Linked DNA regions of Homo sapiens: region 1 is linked to region 2. A link is an interaction called in ENCODE POLR2A ChIA-PET data of the cell type or tissue named here. Cell type or tissue: PC-9. All regions are shown on one strand. Links, peaks and the distances in the headings refer to the core of each region. The heading gives the core; the rest is flanking DNA. Region 1 has its middle 83 kb from the start of LINC01455. Region 2 overlaps TENT2 (terminal nucleotidyltransferase 2).

The links. ChIA-PET counts read pairs that join two places held together with the same protein. Peaks named below come from ENCODE experiments on the same cell type or tissue, not always from the same donor. Only the 100,000 strongest peaks of a DNase experiment are listed, where the experiment ranks them.
Region 1: POLR2A ChIA-PET joins it to region 2 with 19 read pairs; 2 of 35 experiments call an interaction of 5 or more read pairs at or near these places.

The regions. Positions count from the first base shown.
Region 1 is chr5:79,850,619-79,855,998 of GRCh38, reverse strand. No RefSeq gene overlaps it. Among named protein-coding and RNA genes, the nearest start is that of LINC01455, 83 kb to the left of the region's middle. In PC-9, for the core only: a CTCF peak has its summit at 1,790 (motif pointing right); no DNase peak of the experiment used is centred there.
Region 2 is chr5:79,630,971-79,636,350 of GRCh38, reverse strand. The region is part of intron 4 of TENT2 (terminal nucleotidyltransferase 2); the gene reads right to left. Among named protein-coding and RNA genes, the nearest start is that of TENT2, 21 kb to the right of the region's middle. In PC-9, for the core only: no CTCF peak of the experiment used is centred there; no DNase peak of the experiment used is centred there; H3K27ac peaks cover 560 bases.

The DNA.
Region 1 (5,380 bases), core at 165-5,164, 220 kb before region 2:
TCAGCCACCATGTCTGAAGTCTGTGCCCATTCACTTCTCTTCGTCATCCTCTCCGCATCATTTGTCACTGTTGACTACAACCCTCCCTGAAGTTCTTCCCTTGGTTTCTGTAGTGGATAGTCACTGTCTTGGTTGTGTCAATTCTACCTTCTTCTGGGAGCAGCACCCCAGTGTTCCTCTAGGGAACCAACCCTCTCCCACCCTCAGCATCCCATTTTCAGTGTCCAGGTTGAGGTGCTGCTCTCTCCAAGACCAGCAAGTCAGAGCTGAGTGTGGCTTCACATCCGAGCATAGCCACCTCTTGGCCCCAGAGATTGGCTCAGAGGTGAGCATGTAATGGCAACCATTGGAACTGTTTGTTCCTCCTGCGGCAGAAGATAGAATGGAGTTCCTGACTGCTATTTTGTCACCATAAAGAGAAGAGTCCTGAGCCAACAGAGGAAAGTAGAATACAGCGTAGGAGTAAAAATAAGTCTCAATGTCTTTGAGCCACTGAATGCGTCTGAATGTGGACTACCCTGGACTTACCAGTTATATGAGGCAATATATCTCTTTTTTTATTAAACCAATTTGAATTGTTTCTTATCACTTGCAAAAAAAAGTCTTGACAAATTATGGTTATGATGATCTGCAGTATCTCAGATTTCCACCTACATTCTCTTTCTCCTTCATTGGTTTTTTATTCTCCTCCTATCTCATGCATGGGATCCTGATGCTAATGATAGAAATTTCCATTGCAGAATACTTTATCACTCGCAACTTACCTGTCCACAGCCCTCACCAGCATTCACATTCTTCCATATTGAACACACCAATTCTGAAGCTTCAATTCTTATTTCTATATAACAAACCAAATTGTCACCTCCAATTCCAACTTCTCCACAAATGCCTGCCCTCATTTTTCTAACCACCTGCCACTCATCATCAGAATCCCACCAATACTACCGACTTACCTAAAGTCTAATTCTTCCTTCACAATTTCTCTTTTTCCAAATCCATTGCTCTTTCTGATTATTCTAATTTTGATCCAGGTATTAACACTTTCCAGTTTCCTCTGGTTTAAAACCCTAGGGTTATCTTTAATCACTCTTTCTCTATACCTCCCAGTTCAGCCCCAAAACACACACAGTTGCGAAGTCCTTTTGAGTTGATTTCTGGAATGCCTTTTCTCTGTTCCCCCACCCTATCCTCACCACCATTATGTCCTGATTAGGGACTTTAACTTCCTTTATGTAGATTCTAGTCTGCTACTGTGGCCTCACTCCTCCCTGCCCAGCAGCCCGGGGTATTCCTATAGGGCAGTTCCGAGTCCATCAGGCCTCTGCTCCAAACGTCTTGAATGGCGGGCTCCTCACTGACACGCAGGCCCTCAGGGTTCTCGCCGTCTGCTTATTCCCTACCTGTTCCCTCTCTTCAGGGGCTTCTCTCTCAAGGGTGGCTGCCTTTCCCTCTCTCATGTTTTATATGTGGAGCTCTGACACCTAGAAATCGCCCCCAGTCCCACTCCCCATCTCTATTGAAATTCCAGCCACTTTCACCCCAGGCTAAAGGTCATCTCCTTTCCTCTAGTGACCAGATAGGGAAGTACAGCATAGATGGCAGCACAGTTTGCGAGCATCAGAGCTGGTCATCCACAGATGCTCACACTGGTGCCAACCCAAGGTGAACACTCTAAGTGTGTGCTGAACAAGGTGAGCACTCTACGTGTGTGCTGTAGCCTTGGCTCGGTCCTGTCACCCTCCCACCTATGACTCACACCTGGGTCAACGTGCTTCTGACTCCCATTGAGTCAGAGAGCTGACACATGCGTGGCAGTAGGGGGCTCTACACCATCTCTCGGGCTGGAACTAAAGCAAACCAAAATGGAACAACCAGAAAGCTTAGTCAACATGCATGTGATATCCTGCAATATCCTGCATTGAGGTTCAAATTGTGAATTCAGTGGTGTGGAATGGGGGAGGCTAGGTGTTCTGGGGAGGACTTAGGCTTTTGGGAGTTTGGGTGGACTCTGGGCTCTGCATGAACCAGCAGAGGGCCAGAGCTGCCAAGAGAGTGAATGTCATCAGAGGCTTTGTGAACAAAAGGTGGTATGCGGAGCAAGGGAAATGGCAGCCCCCTTTTGCCCATCCACACTATCAAGGATTGAGGTCTGATCCAGGCAGCTCATGTCAAGAAGGAATGGACCAACTGCAGCCAGCCTCAGGCAGGATCACGGCCATGACCCAGTGGGTCAGGAAACCAGAACAACTGAGGCACAGGTAGAATACTGGGCTGAAAGGAAGACTTGGCAGGGACATGAGAGCTGTCTTCAAACATTTGGAGGGTGTCTTCTGCTTTCTAAAAGGAGTTAACCTTTGCTATGTAGCTAAGGAAGGTGGAGTTAGGGTCATTGGATAAGAACTGTAGAGGGGCATTTTAGCTTAGGAACAGGAAAAAGGTTTTGAATGCAAATATGTTCATTATATATACGCTGTGGGATTTGGGGGGGAATTTTTACCTTTTTACTTTATTTTTCCTATGAATTGTTCTTCTGATTTATAGATGTATGTGTTTTGTACTGAAGGGGACTTGGGTTGTTTTTGACTGGCCAGAGCCCATTGCCCCTTCTGGTCTCAGTCCCCAGGTTTTGTTTTGGGGAGCAGCCCCATCCCTACTCTCAATGATTTGGGTGGAGCTGTGTCCGCTGTCTGGCCCCAGGGGTGTTTCTGTAGCAGGCCTGGTCCATTCGTGTCCTCCATCCCTGGCCACAGTGATTAGTCTAGGCATCAGCCCTGACTCCAGCTGGCCTGAGAGTTGCCCAAGGCTAGCAGGAAAGAGCTGCCCTCTTCCGCCTGGGTTGCTGAGCAGACAGGAGCTTTGGGCAGGTGGTGGCTGTCTTGCCTTCACAAGGGGAAAGCCTGCCTAACAAGGAAGCAACACCTGAGGGAAGCAAAGCTGAGAGATTCAGAGTAGATGTCATTTGAGCCCCTACATTCAGTCTCGACTGAAGCCAGGACTATTTTCTGAACATTTCAGTGCTATGAGGCACTCAATTACCTTTACCTTTTTTGCTTCAACCAGGTTGTCAATTTCCTGTCTCTTATAACCAAAGAAGTCCTGATGGATATCGACAGATACAGACTTTGTCTATCATTTGTCTTTGGGATGCTGACCTGTCTGGCAATTGAATGACTACAGATACTGAAGAAAGGTCATAAAACCACTGACAGTTTAGGATCCCATAAGGGACCCTGGATAAGTTGGCCTTAGATGGCCTTTCAGATTCTGAGAATCTGTTCCGGACTCATCTGTGAATGCTGCTTCTCCTCTTTCTAAAACATCTTGTCCCCTTTGCAAAGCTCCCTTCCCTTTGGGAGCATCTCACATTCTACCCTGGGCCGGAGCTCCTGATGCCACCTCCTGTCTCCCCCATTAGATCATGACCATTTTGAGTAAATGTGATGGTAAGTTTTGCTTCTCAGCTCAATTAGTGTTAAGAAAAGGAAGGGAGGGAGGAAAGAAGAGAAAGGAAAAAAAGCAGAAGGAAAAGGAAGGCAAGAAATTTACTTTTTATGGTATTTTAAGCGCTTAATTGTGATGCTTCATCCAGTCTCAATCAAATTCTTGATTCATAATTCCTCCCTGTTGTGTTTGCTTCCTTTAAAATTCAAAATGCTCATCATTTTTTAAAAATAAAGTCTATGGATGATAGTGTTATTTAGCAAAGACGGCTTGTATTGGAAGGTTTCATTCTAAACTCCAGTTCCACCCTCTCTTGACTTGTTCTTCTTACTTACCTCTCTATTTTCTGGTGATTTTGTTAATTTCCTTAATAAACCTTCTTTATCAATGAAGTGGTCAGACCCGCAGGTACTTGAATCATAATGGTATATCTAGATAATTGCAGAGGATCCTTCCAGAAGTTTTTAGACAAGGGACACTATTGTCTTGTCTTACTTCCCTAAGGAAAATCAGATAATGAGATAATCCTCCCCAGCAAGTCACAGAAGGAAATAATCTGCCTATGATGAGGCTTCTCTGTTTTCTTTACCTGAGACTCGCCAAAAACAAAAATTAAATATATACATATATATATACACCCTAAACACCTTCTACCTTTCATTGCCTGGAAGGTTTTTCTGTCTAGACATTTCTTCAGCAGTTACAATGGTGCTGAGTGTAATTGTGGCAGGGCCAGCTGGCCCAGACATCCTTAAAGGGGCCTCTGCATTGCAGTGTATTTAAAATAGTTGTCACTGCCTCAAGTGGATGAGATTTCTGAGAGAGTAATGCTGTTTGCTCATGCATCCAAGCATTTGTATTTAAATGCTTATTGAGAACCCAAGGTGTACAGCACTCCATTAAACCCTGCGGGAGAAGATGCCAAACACGGGGCCCCATCCTTGCTCTCCAGGAGTTTATCATCTAATTAGAGAGACAGGACACAGTGCACACACAAACTCTCTTTTCGGTTGAGGACCTGAAATCCGAGTGTCTCAACCCTGGCCAATTAACGTCAGCTAAAGAGATTTAGAAACAATATTGGATGTCTGAGCCTCACCCCAGACAATTACATGAGAAATGTCTGGATAGATCCCACGCGTTAGTTTTTTAACTGCTCTGCCCCATGCAATTCTAAGCTGCAATCAGATGTGAGAAATGTTGGCCTAAATCCCACCTTTCCTTAAAGATAGGGATCAGTTTGCTCTCCCTGATTTCCCCAATCAGAAGGAATATTACTGATTGATTTTCAAAGGTCCCAGTGCTTCCATCAAAGAAACACACGGGAAACCTCAAACCAAGCCCTTGTCCCCCGACATCTCAAGGGGGAGGAGAACACAGCAGGAAAGTCCGTACCCTGCAGCCCCAGCCCACACCTGGAAGGTTTCTTTACTCGGTGTTGATTAAAGGCAAGGTCCCATCAGCCAGGCTCTGGTGATGCCAGAGAATTTAAAAGGCCACTGTCAACCCAAACACAGTTCAACTCTGAGACCAGCCATATTTCTTGGAAGCCCCTTGGCTTACTGCAAAGTATCTATGTTCGTAAACTTGGGGTCCAGTGGTTATCTGACCCCAAATGAGACAGATGTCTCACTTCATAAGACTGGAATCTTCTGGAAGCAACAGAGGTTGGCTTAGATTTTCTCCTCTTAGGCCTCCAAATTTGGACCATATTCCTGTCCAATGCAGGTGCAGCGTCCCGGCTAATGAGGCAAATTGGACCCTGCGTCCCAGAACAGACATTCCTAGGCACTGACGATGGCTGCCTGGCTGGGAGATGCAGCTTAGTCTTGATGAAAGTTGTCTTTTATTTCCCTTTGTCTGAGTGAGCCCATCCAGTCAGCACTAATCCATTTGTCCAAAGGATTCTAACTTAATCGCCAGCACTTGCGGCCAAAGC
Region 2 (5,380 bases), core at 270-5,269:
GTAAAGGTGAAATAAGATTAGTCATATGTTGTTAATTGTTATGGTCATATGTTGGCAATTGTTAAAGTGGGCAACATAAGGATTTATGATACGTTTTTCTCTCTAGTATATGGTTTGATATTTTCCATAATAAAAAGCTAAAAAGAAAAGTGTCCAAGTTTGTAACAAATGTGAAAAAGATCTCCAGTAAAAGTGGCTAACATAAAATTTTACATGATACTTGAAGGATTAAGTTTTACTGACCTAGAGCAGGGTTGGCGAACTATTTAGGCCAAGTATAGGCAGCAAGCTAAATAATTTCTACTTTTAGTCATTGTTAAAAAGAAAAGAAAAAAGAATATGCAACAGAGGACCTACATAGCCCACGTGCCTAAATATTTACTATCTGGCCCTTCTGCCAACCCCTGATGTAGAGAATCAGGCAGATCAGATCAACATAATCCTAGAATTCACCGTAGGTACTCAGTATTTGTTGAATAGCAAAATAAATTTCTTGGCTGGGCAAGGTAGCTCACGCCTGTAATCCTAGCACTTTGGGAGGCCAAGGTGGGCGGACTGCCGGAGCTCAGGAGTTCAAGACCAGCCTGAGCAACAACGGTTAAACCCTGTCTCTACTAAAATACAAAAAATTAGCCAGGTGTGGTGGCATGCACCTGTAGTCTCAGCTACTCCGGAGGCTGAGGCAGGAGAATCGCTTGAACCCTGGAGGCAGAGGTTGCAATGAGCCGAGATCGCGCAACTGCACTCCAGCCTGGGCAACAGAGCAAGACTCTGTCTCCAAAAAAAAAATTCCTTCACAATGCCCAAGTGAAATGTTATTATATTTATAAAGTTCTTTCATCTGAATGACCTTGTTAATGTAGAAACAGTCACATGTTAAAAAATTTACAATGACTGGAAAATATGAAATTCCATATTCTTGTTCCTCTCCATTTTTTACATGCATGGAAACACTTTTTCTTTCCCAAGGACTACTATAATGGAGATTTAATGAGTTTTTATGTGAAAGAATTTTCGTCATTATCTACCCATTAACTTGGGGATTCACATTATCAAATCATATTACTTTACCCTAGAACAAACATTGAGAGTTCAGATGAGACAAAAAGAGAAATGCACATATATGTTGAAACAACATTTCTGGTGCTTTAATTTAGAGAAATATTCCAGGAGATGGCTCACTGTTGTTATAGTTCTTAAAAAAATAGAGAGGAGGAATGTATAATATGAAATATCCTTGGCTAAAAATCATATACGATTTAGATCATATATGTAATAACAAGCTGACCATGCATAATGGCACTCCAAAAATATTCTTTAATTCTGGGGTAAATTTTTCCTAATTTTTAGTTTAAAAAAACTATTCCAAGCCAGGTACAGTGGCAAATGCCGGTAGTATCAGCTACTGAGGAGGCTGAGGCAGCAACATAGCTTGAGCCCAGGAGTTCAAGAATAGCCTGGGTAACTTAGTAAGACCCCATCTCAAAAAAAAAAAAATCCCTCCAACAACATATATATAAAGTGGATTATTCTTAAACTTGTCTAAATCACTACAATATTATCTGCTTAGGCTACCTACCAAGATCTATCATTATAAAATTAACTGCTTAGGCTATCTACCAAGATCTATCACTATAAAATTAATTAGTCTATTTCTCACTACACAAAAAATTTACTTATACGTAGCCTAAAATATTAAAATAAATATTTCTGGCCAGGCGCAGTGGCTCACATCTGAAATCCCAGCACTCTGGGAGGCCAAGGCGGGCAGATCACTTGAGGTCAGGAGTTCGAGACCAGCCTGACCAAGATGATGAAACCCCATCTCTACTAAAAATACAAAAAAATCAGCCAGTCATGGTGACAGGTGCCTGTAGTCCAAGCTACTTGAGAGGCTGAGGCCGGAGAATCACTTGAACCTGGGAGGCAGAGGTTGCAGTGAGTCAAGACCACACCACTGCACTCTAGCCTGGGCAACAGAGCAAGACTCCATCTCAAAAAATAAAATAAATAAATAAAAATAAATATTTCTTCCAAATGTGAATGTTCATTTTTCCTAAAAAATATTGTAACTTGTCCTCAAAGTCAAGGTCAAATTAAATACCAATAAAATTGCCATTGTCTGAAGTCAACACAAGCCATAAGGACACGTGAAGTGCTGGCTGGGATTCAGAAAGTTTTTTTTTTTTTTTTTTTGAGACGGAGTCTCACTCTGTTGCCCAGGCTGGAGTGCAGTGGCACGATTCGGCTCACTGCAAGCTCCGCCTTCCAGGTTCATGCCATTCTCCCGAGTAGCTGGGACTATAGGCGTCCGCCACCAGGTCCAGCTAATTTTTTTTTTTTTTTTTTTTTTGTATTTTTAGTAGAGACGGGGTTTCACCATGTTAGCCAGGATGGTCTCGATCTCCTGACCTCGTGATCTGCCCGCCTCGGCCTCCCAAAGTGCTGGGATTACAGGCGTGAGCCACTGCACCCAGCCCCAGAAAAGTTTTTATATGTACCAATATATAAAGCTCTCACATGGTATTTAACACTGTATAACCTTCACATGGTATACTCAGCAGTTCACCACCTGTCCCTGATAGCTGGGCCCTTGAGTAAAAGAAAGTGGAAAAAAAAAAAAAAAAAACTTTTTAGCCTGGCACAGTGGCTCATGCCTGTAATTCCAGCACTTTGGGAGACTAAGGTGGGTGGATCACCTGAGGTTGGCAGTTCGAGACCAGCCTGACCAACATGGAGAAACCCCGTCTCTACTAAAAACACAAAATTAGCCGGGCATGGTGGCGCATGCCTGTAATCCCAGAACCGTTTGAACCCAGGAGACGGAGATTGCAGTGAGCTGAGATCAAGCCATTGCACTCCAGCCTGGGCAACAAGAGCGAAACTCTGTCTCAAAAAAAAAAAAAAAAAAAAAAAAACTTTTTAGCTGGAAATACCGAGACCTAATCATATACTACAATGTAAATTTTTTTTGCCTAAGTGCTATCTACAAACACAATCAGCAATGAGCTTTCAAAATGGGAGAAATAAAATTAAACTATGGTCCAGAAAACAGGTCATTATAGCATATAAACATTGCAATAAAAACTGGCAATTTCTCAGGCTCTCTCATTGCCTTAATCTTTGTTACGTGTAGCTATAGAAAGAGCTGGTATTAATTTTCTGAGGAAAATAAAGCCAGATGTGTAATAAAAGTTTAAATTCATTCTTCACAGTCAATTCCCTTTCCCATCAAATTAAACAATTCTGAAACAAAATAGAACTAGAAAAATGTCATGCCTAAAACAACCCACTTCTTGTGTGTTAAATTACTATGTTTTTGTGTAAGGACAAAGTTGGAGTATTCTTAATTTATAAACTGGTGGGTTGAGAAGGCAGTTTGGATTACTGATTGTTTTCCCCCTGAAGTCTGATTACTTTAGGCGCCTACTATTACCTGAACTTGGCCAAAGAATTGCCCAAAAAAGAAAGATAGGAAAAAAACAAGTTTTTATTTGATCTCTTTTGTCTGAGTTCTCTCTTAGGTGTTCTATGTAAATTTATATCTCAGTGGTTTTTGAATTTTTCTGACAAACACATAAATTAAAAAGACAGAGTCCTTTAGAGATCTGTAAGATAACTATCCCCAAACTGTTCTTCCAAGGATGCCAAGAAGCTCCATAAAATTTGCCCCTTCTCAAATTTAACATTACACAGGGAATTTAACAATTCTTTAATAATTGTCTTTTTATTTTACAATCAATACCAAGAAAAACCTCAGCCTAACCTCATTTCAACTCAAAATTCAAAATCAAATAAGTCAATTCACATAATACCTTCTACTAACCAGAAATTTCAAAGAACAATTTAATACTGTAGATGGAATTCAGGGGCTTAGATAACTGATTACATTCTCATTTTTGTGCAGAAAACCATATATTCTTCTAAAACCTAGAGTAAAAACAAAAGTTAAAATTCAGGAATAACTCAGATTTCTACTTTAAAGAGTTGTTAACACAGTAACTTAAAAAAGACAAAAAAAACTCATGAAAAAATTTAAACTCAGAGGGTATTCATTTTCAAAATTCAATTCTTTATGTTTATCCTCAAAGTAGTTAAAAAAACTTCTAACAAAATCTTTCCCTGGAGCTGGCAGATTCAGCTGACTGACTCACTATTATTATTAATGAATTCATTATTACCAATCTTAAGTGAGCCCTCTATACTACCCAGAAAATGTTTCAAACCTTCTGCACTCTGTTTCTCTGGTCAGTTTGATTCCCTACATTCAGTAAATGGTATTTCAAACATTCTCCACTATTCTCAAACCTCTGATATCCTACTTTATCTTCTCCAGTCTCAACAGATTATCTTGCATAGTAATTGAGAGAGAAAACGGGAAGATGCCATTCAACTCTGGAAACTCCACTAACTTCTCCCTACCGTATCTACAAATTTCCCTGTATCTATACCTATCCTCTCCTCCTATCAGCCAGTTCAAAAAAGTTTTTCTCTTACCTAAGGCCAATCACTCCACCTATACACAGGACTCATTCCCCTTCCACCTTGTGGGAAACCTTATTCATGATTGTTCTTTTCTTTCCAGAGTGGTCAACCTCTTTCCTCTCTATGAATCTTCCCCACAAACATTTATTTGTGACCAGAGTTTCTCCCACCTTACCAAAAAAAGCCTGTCCTAACTTCACACCTTTTGCTCCTCCCTTTCACTGCCAAATGTCCCAAAACAGTTGTGTATAATCTTAGTTTGCATTTGTTCTCCTATTCTTTCCTCAACCGATTTCAACGAGTCTTGGACATAGACTCTCTTCCTGGGGCTTCAATTACCATCTGTATGCTGATGATGGCCAAATACACATTTCTAGCCAATGAATAACCTCTGAATTCCAGATCTATACACAGTATATTCAACTATCAATGCTAAATATCCACTCTGATGCTTCAAAAGCTTCTTAAAGGCACATGTCCACAGACTCATGAGTCAATCCCTATTAAGCACACATATAAATCTTCCTCCTCTTCCATTCTATTCTGTCTCAGCAAATGAGGCCACCAGCTGTAGAAGCCAGAAACTTGAGTGTAATCCTCAAAACCTTCTTCTCAATCGAACCCAATGGTTTTCAACTAGGGCAATTTTGCCCCAGAGGATGACTGGCAATGTCCATAGGCATTTTGGGCTGTCACAACTGGGGATTGGTGGCAGGAATGCTACTAAATGTAGTAGGGTACACAGGACAGCCCCTCCACACCAAAGTAAGCTGGCCTAAAATGTCGATATTGTAGAGGCTTAGACACTGTAATCTAATATATCATCAAATGTTATGGATTCCACCTCTAAAATACAGCTTAAATCCATCAATTTCTCTTCATCTTAACTACTAGC